Linked DNA regions of Homo sapiens: region 2 is linked to region 1. The links are chromatin contacts, found by POLR2A ChIA-PET in ENCODE. All regions are on one chromosome and are shown on one strand. Each heading gives the region's core, a stretch centred on a gene start or an enhancer-like site at or near the end of the contact. The rest is flanking DNA. Distances are from core to core; before and after follow the strand shown. Region 1 holds the start of RBM44 (RNA binding motif protein 44). Region 2 overlaps RAMP1 (receptor activity modifying protein 1).

Region 1 (6,846 bases), core at 3,409-5,908:
GAAATGCAAATTTAAACAACCACGGTACCACTTCACATTCATTAGAATGGCTTAAAATTTGTGTGTGTGTGTGTGAGTGAGAGAGAAAGTATGTGTGTGTGTGTGAGAGAGAGAGTATGTGTGTGTGTGTGTGTCTCGCTCTGTCACCCAGAGACAGAGAGACTGTGTGTGTGTGTGTGTCTCGCTCTGTCGCCCAGGCTGGAGTGCAGTGGTGTGATCTTGGCTCACTGCAACCCCTACCTCCCAGGTCAAAGTGATTCTCCTGCCTCAGCCTCCTTTGTAGCTGGCACTACAGGTGCACACCACCACACACAGCTAATTTTTGTATTTTTAGTACAGATGGGGTTTCACCATGTTGGCCAGGTTGGTCTTGAACTCCTGACCTCAAGTGATCCACCCGCCTCGGCCTCCCAAAGTGCTGGGATTACAGGCATGAGCCAGTGCACCTGGCCAAAATGGCTTTTAAAAGAGTGCTAACACCAGATATTGGTGAGGATGTGGACAAACTAGAATTCTTATACATTGCTTGAGGGAATACAAATTGTTAAAACCATTTGGAAACCGGGCAATTTCTAATGGTGTTAAATACATGTCTACCCTATTACCAAGCAATTACATTTCCAGTTTCAGAGACGAATACCTTTCTTTGGAGAATCACTCTTTAATATATTATTCAGTAATGACTGAGCCTGTTTTCTAAGTTATATGTTAAGTGTTGAGGACAGAGAGGTGATCAGTCACTGGCTCTATGAAGCACAACAGGCATACAATTTCCAAAAGGGGGATGGATGCACATAAATCTTCTATAAATTTAGAGTATGTTTTCCCAAACTTACCTGATATAAGAATCACTTAGGGCGCTCATTAAAAATATAGATTCAACAGCCTAATTTGGGGCCCAGAAACAATACTCGAGGACAACAGTCCACAACCTTTTTGGTACCAGACACCGGTTTTGTGGAAGATAATTTTTCCACGGACCAGAGGATTGGAGGTAGGGTAGTGGCTTCAAGCTGAAACTGTTCCACCTCAGATCATCAGGCATTAGTTAGATTCTCATAGGTAGCACGAAACCTAGATCCCTCACATGCACAGTTCACAACAGGGTTTGAGTTCCTATGAGAATCTAATGCTGCTGCTGATCTGACAGGAAGCAGAGCTCAGGCTGGGGGTTGGGAACCCCTGCCCTAAGTAATTCCTACAATCTGGATATTTTGAGAAACACAAGGTGGTATGGGAAACATACAAGACTTAACCTAGTCTAAGGATTAGTGAAGGCTTTTCAGAGAGTTACTTAACCTCAGATCTGAATGATGAGTAAGAGTTAGCCATTGGGGGTAGGACTCATTTAGTATTGATTTTGACTGAAAGGATAAAATGTAACATGCTCAAAAATATATTTGGAGTTTTTCAAACTGCTAGTTGTTTTTAAAAAGCAATTAATTTTATGTTCAAATCCTTGATAGAAAAAAGGAAAAAAAGCAATTAAAAACTAAAATTCTCACCAAGAAAAATATAACCTGTACCTACTTTGGGATTCACAAAGTTAAATAAGACAATTGGGGTTAAATAAGACAGTTAAGTAGACAATAATTGTATAGCACAGTTGCATTAATAAAGGTAAGGAAAAACTTATCAAAAAAGTAAATGATGGTCAAGTAGGGGCTAGCCAGGCTAAGAAGAAGCAGAGAAGGGCATAGAGCATCCCAATTTAAGAGGACAAATATGGAATGGCTCCAAGTTAAGAGTCATTCCTTCTTCTTAGATTATAAGATAACTAGAGTTATTATGTATAAAAATGAACTGGTCTGGCCAGGTGCGGTGGCTCACAACTGTAATCCCAGCACTTTAGGAGGCCGAGGCAGGTGGCTCACTTGAGCTCAGGAGTTCCAGACCAGCCTAGGCAACATGGTGAAACCCCTGTTTCTAACAAAAATACAAGAAATTAGTTGGGCATGGTGGTGTGAGCCTGTGTTCCCAGCTACTTGGGAAGCTGAAGTGGGAGGATCACTTGAGCCCAGGAGATGGAGGTTGCAGCGGGCCAAGATAATTCAAATACATATATATTTGATACATTTGATTGTTCAAAATATTGTGTGTATATATTTAAGTCAGGGTCTCACGCTGTTGCCCAGGCTGGAGGCTGGAGTGCTATGGTAGCAACACAGCTCACAGCAGTCTCAACGTCCCTGGGTTCAGGTGATCCTCCCACCTCAGCCTCCCAAATGGCTGAACTATAGGCATGCACCACCATGCCTGGATAACTTTTTTGTAGAGACAGGGCTTCACCATGCTGCCCAGGATGGTCCCCTAGCCCAAGGGATCCACCTACCTCAGCCTTTCAAAGTGTTGGGATTACAGGCATAAACCACTGCACCCAGCCCGCTCTTCATATTCTTAAAAAGTATTGAGAACCCCAGCTGGGCGCAGTAGCTCACACCTGTAATCCCAACACTTTGGGAGGCCGAGGTGGGTGGATTACTTGAGGTCAGGAGTTTGAGACTAGCCTGGCCAACACGGTGAAAACCCGTCTCTACTAAAAATAGAGTGGGCGTGGTAGTGGGTGCCTGTAATCCCAGCTACTCAGGAGGCTGAGCCAGGAGAATCACTTGAACCTGGGAGGCGGAGGTTGCAGTGAGCCGAGATCATGCCATTGCACTCGAGCCTGGGAAACAAGAGTGAAACTCCGCCTCAAAAAAAAAAAAAAAAGGATTGAGAGTCCCAAGGAGTATTTTTTTTTATTTGGGTAATATCCATCAATACTTACCATATTAGAAATTAAAGCAACATTTTCAAATATTTATTAATTTATTCATAGAAAATACATTCGTTACTTAAGTAAAATTTTAAATTAAAAACATATTTTCAAAAAATTGGTGAGAAGAGCAACACTATCTCAAGCTGGATTCTCATTCACATCTGATTCTACACTCAAATCTGCATTTAATGAAATCTGCAGTGTGCTGCAAGCTTCATTCTTAAATATGAAGACACCCAAAGTTAAAAACGTTTGCCAAAGAGAAAATTTTAGTATAACGGAAGTACTTGCAGATCATGTATGCGATAGAGGTCTATTATCTAGAATATAGAAAAAACTCTTACAACTGAACAATAAAAAGGCAAACAACCCAATATTAAGAATGAGCAAATGACTTGACAAAGAGGATATACAAATGGCCAATAAACACATGAAAATATGCTCAATTTATCAAGAGTCATGAAGGAAATGCAAATCAAAACCAAAAGATATCACTTCACACCCACTAGGATGACAATAACAATAACAGTAACAACAGTGTTGAGCAGGTCATGGAGAAATCAGAACCTTCATCCATTGCCGATGGGAATGTAACATGGTGCAGCCACTCTGGAGAAGTCTGGCACTTCCTCAGAAAGTTAAACACAAGACAACCACATGATCCAGCAATTCCACTCCTAGGTACATGCCCATTTTTATTATTTTCTTTGAGTTCTCACTTACCGAACTATTTCCTCCAGTGCACGAAACTCCAGGGAATGGTATCGCCAGAAACCACAGGACTCGCCCTTGACACCTCCCTTATCCCTGAGGTCTTGTCAATTTTAACTCCTGACTCTCACAGCTATGCAGACAATCACCTCACATCTGGCCAGAATAATCTTTCTAAAATGCTTATCGAATCAGTTACGCTCCTGCTTAAAACTCAGCAACGGACTGTCACTGTTTTCAGACAGATTAAAATCTGAATAAGTCCTGTAAAACCCTACAACGGTCCGGGCTCTGTGTTAGCCTTGGCACTTGGTGTCTTCCAGATACACCCTCCTTTCCATTTCCTTAAAAAGTCAGGCCCTGGCCGGGCGCGGTGGCTCACGCCTGTAATCCCAGCACTCTGGAAGGCTGAGGCGGGATGATCACGAGGTCAGGAGATAGAGACCGAGATCGAGACCATCCCGGCTAACACGTTGAAACCCCGTCTCTACTAAAAAAATGCAAAAAGTCAGGCCCTGTGCGTTCTCTCGCCTGCCCACCCCCTACCCCACCTTGAGTTCACGCTCAACTTCAGATCTCATCTTAAATACGCGCTTCTTAGGGAAACCGTCCGGGCACCTCACACTAGGTCAGGAGCTGGCGCCGTCCTCCAGGGCGTCCTACGCGTCGGTCAGGGGCACACACGCCTGAGTACGGAACGAACTTCACGTCCCCCTCTCGCTAGAGTCCCCGCCCCGCAGCAGAGGCTCCATCAGTCTCCACGGCAAGAAGAAGCATATGTGCGAATTTCTAGCTTTCCCCGGGGACATAACCAAGTTTGGGAGACCGGCCCCGCGACTTCGTTCGAGAACGACTTTTGCGGTGTCGGCGCCCGCTATGAGGGCGCCGGAACTCCAGTGCCGCCCAAGGAACGCGCCAGTCCCCCGCCCGCCTCGCTGGCCTCGCCTACACCGCCGTTCGGAGTCCCCGCGTGCTTCAGCGGGACGGGCCTCGCCGCCGGGACCGGCCACACGCGGGGTTCGCCAACCCCGACCGCTCAAGCCCATGGCCTCGCCCTCGCCGGCTTCGCCGCCCGACCTGCCGCCCCGCGTCTCTGTCCGTCGCACCTCGGATCCGCTAGAAAGCCGCCGCCGCTGCCGCCTCCACGGGCCAGCGCCCCGCTCTCCGCAGCCGCCTCCGAGTCAGTGGCGCCACCGGAGCAGCCGCGGCGCCTGTTGGGTAACAGTCACCAGCGGCCCGCCCACCGCCTGTCGGGCAGTATGAAAAGTGCGGCACTGTGATTGGCCCAGCCTGTGGGCGCGAAAGCGCGGGAAGGAGGCCGCCTGCTTGAATGTTGCACGACGTAGAAGAGATTGTGGGCGTCTGTCTTGGAGCGCAGAGCGGCCCCCAAGACTTTCCCGCTTTGCAGCCTGAAACCCTCGTCTGGACCGCGCAGCTCTGCAAAGTCACCATATGAAAATACTTGGAAGCGCTGCTTCTGCCAGCAGAGGCCAGACTGCCCCTCGCTTGGGTCCGGTGCAGGCCGAGTCCTCCGCCCTCAGAGGCGGGACAGGGGCCCGGCCTCCTTGCCGAACTGTTTCCCAGGCCGCGTGGTCCCTCCCGGGGTTTGGCTTGTCCTCTGCCCATCTTCTAGAAATACCGTTAGCAGGGTCGGGCCGCGACTAGGGTGAGGCCAGTGAGGCATTTGTCATGAGCACAGGATTTCAGAGGCTGCCAAAATAGCAATCAAGATAAATAATATTTTAATGCAGTCTCTAAAAAAAGTCAAAAGTAATGAAAAAATTCAGTCCTATTTTTTCCTTTCGCCTCAGACTCTTAAAATGGCTCCACAGGGTACATTGTTACTGGTCCTGTCTTTATTTAAAATTTGAATATTCTGGGCTGGGCGCGGTGGCTCACGCCTGTAATCCCAGCAGTTTAGGAGGCCAAGGCAGGTGGATCACCTGAGGTCAGGAGTTCGAAACCAGCCTGGCCAACATGGCGAAACCTCGTCTCTACTAAAAACACAAAAAATAGCCGGGCAGGTGTGGTCGTGGACGCCTGTGATCCCAGCTACTCGGGAGGCTGAGGCAGGAGAGTCGCTTGGATCCAGGAGGCGGAGGTTGCAGTGAGCTGAGATCACCCTGTTGCACTCCAGCCTGGATGATGACAGAGCAAGACTCCGTCTCAAAATAAATAAATTAAATTAAATTAAATTTGAATATTTTATTATGGATTTTTTGCATTAATTTCGATTTTTTAAAAGATTGCATTAAAAGATTACTGAGTTTTTGCATCCCCTCCCCTGCCCCCCATGTTTTGTGCCTAGTCTTATCCTTGATAGGGAATTTAAACCTGTATAAAATGACACAGTCCTGAAGGGGTGGGGACAGGATAGAGCTGCAGGTGGCTTCATTTGCTTATTAGTCTAAACATGCACTTGATTGTTGGGCCACGGAGGACTTTGGATAGGTGGCAGATAGAGGAGGGGCTCTAAAACTGCACCTACCCCCAAATTATCCCCTCAAATGAGGCTGCAGTCTCTGAAATGCACTTCATTCATTCATTCATTCATTCATTCTGCAGATTGCTATTGGCCTGCCAGGGGCCAGGGGCTGAGGGTGCAGTGGTGGACAGTGGACCGTGAGCATGGATCTTGGGATAATGTAATACACTTATCGCAAATCTTGCCATTACCAAAAGTGCTTTCAAGTGTCTTTTAAAGTGATATGGCCTGTCCTTTTACAGTGGATTTCATTTAGAAGTCCCTATGTTATTGGAAGTTAACGCCAGTGGCTGGAGAGGGCGGCCACGGCAGCAGCAGGCCAGAGCTGCTGATGAGATTATGAGGTCTGGCCTCTGTTATAGAAAGGGGTTCAGATTGAGGCTCACATTAGAAGGCTGGACACTCTCCCCTGGGCTGCTGGGCAGATGGCATCTGGAGCAGGACTGGGCCATGGTGACCCTGGAAGGGGTGGCTCTGGAAGTGTGTCTGTGGGCCAGCAGCCCTGATGTCAAGACAGCTGGAAACCACGTTCTACTCTAGACCCTTGGCGTTTCTCCTTTGACTGCTCCACCACAGTTAGAATTTTGAGAAATTCCTCTCTGAACAGCCATTTGCCAAATGCTCATTTCACTGTTAGTCTCCTCTCCACCCTGTGGGTGGGTACAACACAGAAAGAGTCAAATCTTTCATTTATCAACCTTTTAAACCATCGAAGACAGTGATCATGCCATCCTTAGGGAGGATTATTGGGATTCAGGGAATAGAGATGAAATGTTGTGTTATGAGTGGATGGGCTGAGCACAGACATCACATGTGTCACCAGGCTACAGAAAAGGTAAGCTGTGCCGGACAGTGATGCTGTGCTTACAGGCAAGCCACTGAGCAGGTGGCA
Region 2 (6,588 bases), core at 2,042-4,541, 84 kb before region 1:
GGACCCGGCACCCCGGCTGATGCCTGCGCAGGCCACAGGAGTGGCGTCCTCAGGGGAGCCAGACTGGTGTCACTGCGCGAGCTGCATGTCTTTCCTGGCACAGCCACCTCCTTCTCTCCTCCTCTGCCCCCTTCTCCTCTGTAAGCCATAGCCTGGAGTCTTCGAGGACCCGGCTCCCAGGGGCTCTTCCTGCTCCTCTGCCTCCCGCGGGGCTGGCCATTAGTGCTGAAGGCCCCAGGAGGTCAGGGGTCAGCAGCCGGGTTTCCGTGCCCCTGGGGTGTGCTCTGGAGATGCCTGGAAAGATTCTCCCACCCAGGGGGGGCAGAGGGTGGGGGAACAGACATCTAGCCAGGGCTTTCCTCACAAGAACTGGCTTCACGCCTGGTGCAGACACACAGAGAGGGGCACGGCAGGAGCGATGGTGTGGCGGTGGGCAGGGAGGTCAGTAGGCAGGGAGGGCGGCCTCGGCCTGGGCAATGCTCGCCTTTGGATCCTCTGAGACCTGGCTGTGCTGGGCACTGCCATCTGTCCTGTCCACGCCTGAGGGCCTTTCCGTGGAGCCCACGCTATTCCACCAGCACACACAGGGATGACAGCACCACAGCCACCAGGGAGAGCACAGAGGGGTCCCAGTGCTCGTGGGCATGTGGCAAGTTCCAGGGCGGACACCGCCATGAACAAACCCACGAGGGCACCGAGGCAGCCCCAGATGCTGTACTGGGAGCTCCTGATGCTCACGACAGGCCTCAGGGAGGTGGGTGGGCTCCAGGGCCAGGCCTCCGGGCAGGGGCAGGCGGCGGGCAGGGCTCTGTGAACAGCCCATCCCGAGACCTCGTGGGGGTCGAGCTCAGCAGAAATCCAGGAGGACACCCTGCCCTTGGCCCAGACAGCCCTCGTGATTTCAGAAGAAGCCTCCCTCTCAGTTCCTGCTGAAATTCAAAATACAAGCAGCTGTTCCCATGTTGCTGCTGAGTTCTGAAGAATTTCCTGACTTGACTCTTTTAGCAGGAGACACAAAGAAGGCAGCAGGAGGGAAATGCAGCAGGCTGGGAAGGACCCCAAAGTGTTGGTGCACCCTGCCCAACGTCGTGTGGACCCAGAGCGTCATGCCTGGCGCTGGCCATGCTGAGCCGCCGTACCACAGCAGGCACTGCAGACATTTGTCTTGCGTCCCCCAACTACCACGCTGGGCTGCAGCCCCACTCCCTGGGGCCTGGAGCCCCGTCCTCTGAGCAGCTCCTTGGGCTGGGGGAGGGCCCATGATTGCCCAGCATGGGGTCGGCAGGGCAGGGCAGGGTCCGCAGTGACAGCCTCGGGTAACCAAAGCTGAGGTGACCTGAGGCTACCATGGTCAGTATTTACAAACCTGGAAGCTTTAGGGCAGAGGGACGGAGGCATCCCAGCTGGTATGGAAGTGAAGTCTGGTTCTCTGGGGCCCAGTGACCTCAGATGCTGGGAAGGCTGTGGCCCCATCCTCTGGCATCTTCCCCGAGGACACCTTTCCCCTGCCCAAGATGGCACTCAGACCCTGAAGCCATACAGGGTGGGGTGGAATAGGCGTGTCCCCTTCCCTCTTAAATCAACCGAGCATTTCTTATTTAGGTGAGGAAATCTGACGTGAGGCTTTTAAAAACCCATGTTTTATAGCCGAGTCCAGCACGTTCCAGATTCTTCTCTTCTCTGTTCTGCCTTCTCTCTCCCTCCCCTACACCCATAGGAAGGTCTCTGGAAATGAGAGTTCCCGATGACACATTTGCCAGGTTTTCTATACCTCCTCAAATTAGATTGTAGCTCCAGTTAATACATTAAATCACATTATGCCTCCATCAGCAAACCAAGGCTGCAGCTTAATGAGATGATAACCCCTGGTAAATGACGGCCCAGCCAGCTTGCAGGGGAGCCTGGCCCCGCTGAGCTCATTCAGCCACTTTTCAGGGACCTGTTCCATGTAGCTGAGTGGAAGACACCCAACACGTGTTAGAAAGGGCTCAGGAATCACCCCCAAGCCTTGCTCACAACAGACAACCTGACAAAATCCACCAACCAGGTAACAAAGCAACAGGATGAGCGGAGGAGTGGGGTCACGGTCAGGGCAAGGGCTGTCGGAACCCAGCAAGCACCTGCGTGCAGATCCATGCCGGGCAGCCAAGGTCCCAGGGCAAGCGCAGTGGCTACAAACCCTGAATGCGCAAAAAAAAAAAAAAAAAAAAAAAAGTGGACCTACAGGCCAGGGCAGGGACCCAGGAATGACCCCTGTGCAGAGGAGGAGCCTCTTTTTTTTTTTTCTTTTCTTTTCTTTTTTTTTTTTTTGAGGTAGGGTCTGGTTCTATCACCCAGGCTGGAGTGCAAGTGGTACCATCATGGCTCACTGCAGCCTTGACCTCTCAGGCTTGAGTGATCCTCCCGCCTCAGCCTCCCAAGCACCTGGGTCTACAGGTGTCCAACACCATGTACAGCTAATTTTTAAAATTTTTGTAGAGATGGAGTCTCACTTTGTTGTCCAGGCTGTTCTCACACTCCTGGGCTTAAGTAATTCTTCTGCCTTGGCCTCCCAAAGTGTTGGGATTACAGGCGAAAGCCACTGCACCAGGCCATGAGGAGTCTTCCATTCACTTTTTACTTCTATTCAACGTCCTGAGTAAAGCAGGGATCACGGGGGGCCTCCTTCCCATCTGCTTTGATAGAGGAAGCAAGACTTCTGGGCCGGCACTAGGAGCTGGCACGAGCATGTCTCAGCCCCCACTTACTCCTGTGTGTGTATCCCATAAAAGGCTGGCCGGCCGCCTTTGTCTACGTCGCTCATAGGAAGGTGAGTCCCCTTTGACACGCAGCTGTTGTTAAATGAGACCTCTGATTTCAGAAGAGTCTGGAAGCTTCCCTCTGCCATATACCAAGATACCTGCAGGCCCAGCCCAGGGCCCTGGGACAGCTATGACCTTGGGCGGCAGCAGGCATGTGGCAGCTCTGGCCCAGAGGCTCCTGCCTTCAGAATCCCCTGGCCTCCATGCCAGCCTGGTTTTGGATACCAGACCCCAATAATTGCCTGGTTCTGCTTGCTTGGCTTCTGCCCCAGCTGCCAAGCCTCAACTGCACTTGGCTCAGAGACGGGCCTTTCCCAGAGCCTGTGTCCCCCATCAGGTCACCTGCCTGGCTCACAGTCCTTGAGACCAGCTGGGACCCTGCTTGGGCTGGGAGCATTCCCTGAGGCCAGCCACCTGGCTGTCTGGCTGCCTGCCGGTCAGCCTCACTTTGGGGTCCCGCTCATCCAACAGACACAGTGCCACCTGCCCACACCTGGTGATGGCCTGCCTGCAGGCAGCCTAGCGCCTCTCACCCTATTTGTGCCTTCGTGTTCTCTCCAGGGCCCTCTTCCCCTCCACTAGTTACTTGGACAAACTTGCCCACCCTAGAACCCCAGGCCCTCGCTGCTACTGGAGACCCTTGGAAGGCTGCCCTTGGCCCACTGCCAGGCTTGGTGTCTCAATGCGATGGACCTCACCAGGTTGGTAGGGACATCGCCAGGACGGAGGCAGCACCTGAAGGCTTGCATCCCCATCTCAGGAGGCCACAGTTATATGGAGGCAGGGCATCCCTCCACCTCCGCCGGGAACCAGGAGGGAGCCATGGGTACCAGCTGTGCGAGCCTGGGCAGGTGAAGCAGCAATCACAACAGCCCCACCTCCGCCAGGCTGCTGCTGACCTCAAAAAGCCAATGTACGTTACGTGCTCGACACAAAGCCCAGCACGCGGTAATAAACGCCAGCTACAGTAAACGCGTTTCTTGGACTAAGTTAAGGGATAATTAGGTAAACATTCAGCAGGCGGTGAGGACCCATTGATAGTTCTGGAGAATAGATCAATATGAGATTCAGGTGAGATGAGGAAGGTTTGGGAAAGGGACGATTTAAGAAGGCACGGGCCAAGTGCACAGGGAAGCTTAGTGCATGACAAAGGTGGCATCTCAGGTCACGGGGAGCAGAGATGGACGTTTGCATAAATGGGACAAGTGGGTAGCGCATCCAGAAAAAGATAACATTTGATTCATAGTTCACACCATACACAAGAATAAACTGGAATAAACTCCGATGGGCCAAGGATTTCGATGGAACCAGTGGGACCACACAGGCTAGAGGAAAACGTGGCAAATCCCTCTTTTCCCTTCATGTGGGGAGGGGCTTTCCACTAGGACTCCAATCCAGAGGCGATCAAAGATGGATGGTTTTGACCACATTAAAAAAATTGTGTGGCAACAAAAACACCAAAAGAAAAAAAAAACAAAGTTGAAAGACAACCAACAAACTAGGAGAAAATCTCTAATGTACACGAGAGACAAAGGCCTAACCCATCTAACATACAAAGAACTCTTTAAAAACGACCTGATAGAAAATAGGAAAAGACACAATTTGCCAAAAAGATAAAAGAACGGCCTGTAAACATACGAAAGATGTTCGGATTCACTCCTAAGTACAGAAATGCAAACTCACATGCTGCTGAGACATCACTTCTCACTTATCAGACAGTAACAACTCTAATGGACGACAACACAGTCTGTTGGTGGGTCTGGGGAAACGGGCACCCCATACGCTGCTGGTGGGAATGCAAACTGGCATCAGCCTTCTGGAGGGACGTTGCAAAACCTAACACATTCCTCCTGCTCTCACCTTTGGTCCTGCGACCCCACTTCTGGGTATCTATTCTGAAGAGTCAGCTCCAGTGCTGGGAAAACACGGATGCGTGAGGCCATCCACGTCGATGCTGAAATGGGAAAATACTGGCCACAACCTAAGTGCCTCTGCTCGCTTGGCTTCTGCCCTGGCTGAAAGGAAAATGGCTGAAAGACTCTGCACGGCGGAGTACTATACAGCTGTAAAAATGAAGGAGGAGGCTCCCTCTGCACTGACAAGGAGAGAGTTCCAGGTTATGTTGTTAAGTGAAGAAAAACCAAAGTACAAAGGAGTGTCACTAGTATACAACCCTTTATATAAGAAAGAAGGGGATGTAAGAAAATGCAGGCATCTGCTCATTTATGCAAAAGATATACAGGAAAGAAAGACCAGAAACTGATGAGGTAAGTTGCCCACAGGAATTGGGTGGGAACAGGGTGAAAGGAATGAGAGAAATGGGCAGGGGCAGGAGGAGGAGGGACAATGCCAGTTGTCTGAACACACCTTTGCGCAGAGACCTCTGCCCCTGGAACCAGTGTGATGATTATAGCTTTATGAGCCAACTTGGCCAGGCTACAGTGCCCAGTTACTCAGTCAAACACTAGTCTAGGGGTCACTGTGGGGGTATTTGGGAGATGTGGTTAACATCTATCATCAGTTGTCTTTAAGTAAAGGGGATAATCCTTGATGCTGGGGGTGGGGCCTCACCCAGCCAATGGTAAGGCCTTACCAGCACGTTCGGAAATTCTGCCTCAAGAATGCTGCGTCGGCTCCCAAGAGTTTCCAGCCTGCTGGCCTGCTGGGCCCTGGGATTGGGCAAGCCAATTTTTTGAAACAATATTGTTTTACCCAGCCTTTCTCGATACCATGGCTTAAATAGGGATTCACCCATGTTTTCTTCTAGCACCTGTATGGTTCCGTGGGTTCCATCTAAATCCCTGGGATGTGTGTACACCCACACATACGCACATATATCTTGGTTTCTAGATACCATTCTCTAACAAAAGGAACCAGTGTTCCTTGGAGAAATGGCTGACTTCAGGGCTGGGGCACAAAATGTCTAAGATAAGCCTGGAACATCTCGTGGTACCAGAAAGAAAGAAAGTGCTCAAAAACAGCCAGGGGCAATGTCGAAAGGACACAGAAGCCAGTGTGAAGGCTCTCCAGTAGCCAAAGCTGGGACCAACCTAAGGGACCTTGTGATAGCACCGGGCCCCGGGATGATCCCGCATCTCCCATCTCAAAGCCACCTGATTAGTGTCACCAATTCTGTCTGTGACTTTATCCCCTTTGCCGTGTGACACATCGACAGTTCCAGGAATTACGCATGGACATCTCTGGGGGGCATCATTCTGCCAAACGCAGACCCCAGGGGCTGGCAGGCCTGGGCTGACGTGCTGAGATGCTGTTGTGATGTGGACTTTTCCTTCTTGGTTCCTAAATTATCTTGATTTTTTTTTTTTTTTTTTTTTTGAGACAAAGTCTCACTCTGTCCCTCAGGCTGGAGTGCAGTGGCGCCATCTCGGCTCACGGCAACCTCCGCCTCCTGGGTTCAAGCAATTCTCCTGCCTCAGCCTCCCGAGTAGCTGGGATTACAGGCGTGTGCTACCACGCCCGGCTAATTTTTATATTTTTAGTAGAGATGGGGTTTCACCATGTTGGCTAGGCTGGTCTGGAACTCCTGACCTCAGTTGATCCACCCGCCTTGACCTCCCAAAGCGTTGGGATCACAGGTGTGAGCCACAGTGCCCGGTCAGATTTTTTTTTTTTTTAATACTTTAAGTTCTAGGGCACATGTGCACAACGTGCAGGTTTGTTACGTATGTATACATGTGCCATATTGGTGTGCTGAACCCATTAAATGACGAGTTAATGGGTGCAGCACACCAATATGGCACATGTATACATACGTAACAAACCTGCA

Evidence for each region. ChIA-PET counts read pairs that join two places held with the same protein, here RNA polymerase II (POLR2A).
Region 2: POLR2A ChIA-PET joins it to region 1 with 22 read pairs in activated T-cell. The contact joins the enhancer-like site here to the promoter of RBM44 in region 1. POLR2A ChIA-PET finds 5 or more read pairs at or near these places in 3 of 52 experiments (MCF 10A, PC-3 and activated T-cell).

The regions. Positions count from the first base shown.
Region 1 is chr2:237,796,591-237,803,436 of GRCh38, reverse strand. It overlaps RBM44 (RNA binding motif protein 44), which reads right to left and starts at 4,658. Exons shown (of 16, transcript NM_001080504.3): 1 at 4,576-4,658.
Region 2 is chr2:237,879,539-237,886,126 of GRCh38, reverse strand. The region is part of intron 2 of RAMP1 (receptor activity modifying protein 1); the gene reads right to left. Among named protein-coding and RNA genes, the nearest start is that of RAMP1, 23 kb to the right of the region's middle. RefSeq lists an enhancer at 2,993-3,494. Within about 2 kb of position 3,291, at least 5 of the 41 ENCODE cell types and tissues checked have a DNase peak (open chromatin) inside an H3K27ac peak, as active enhancers do.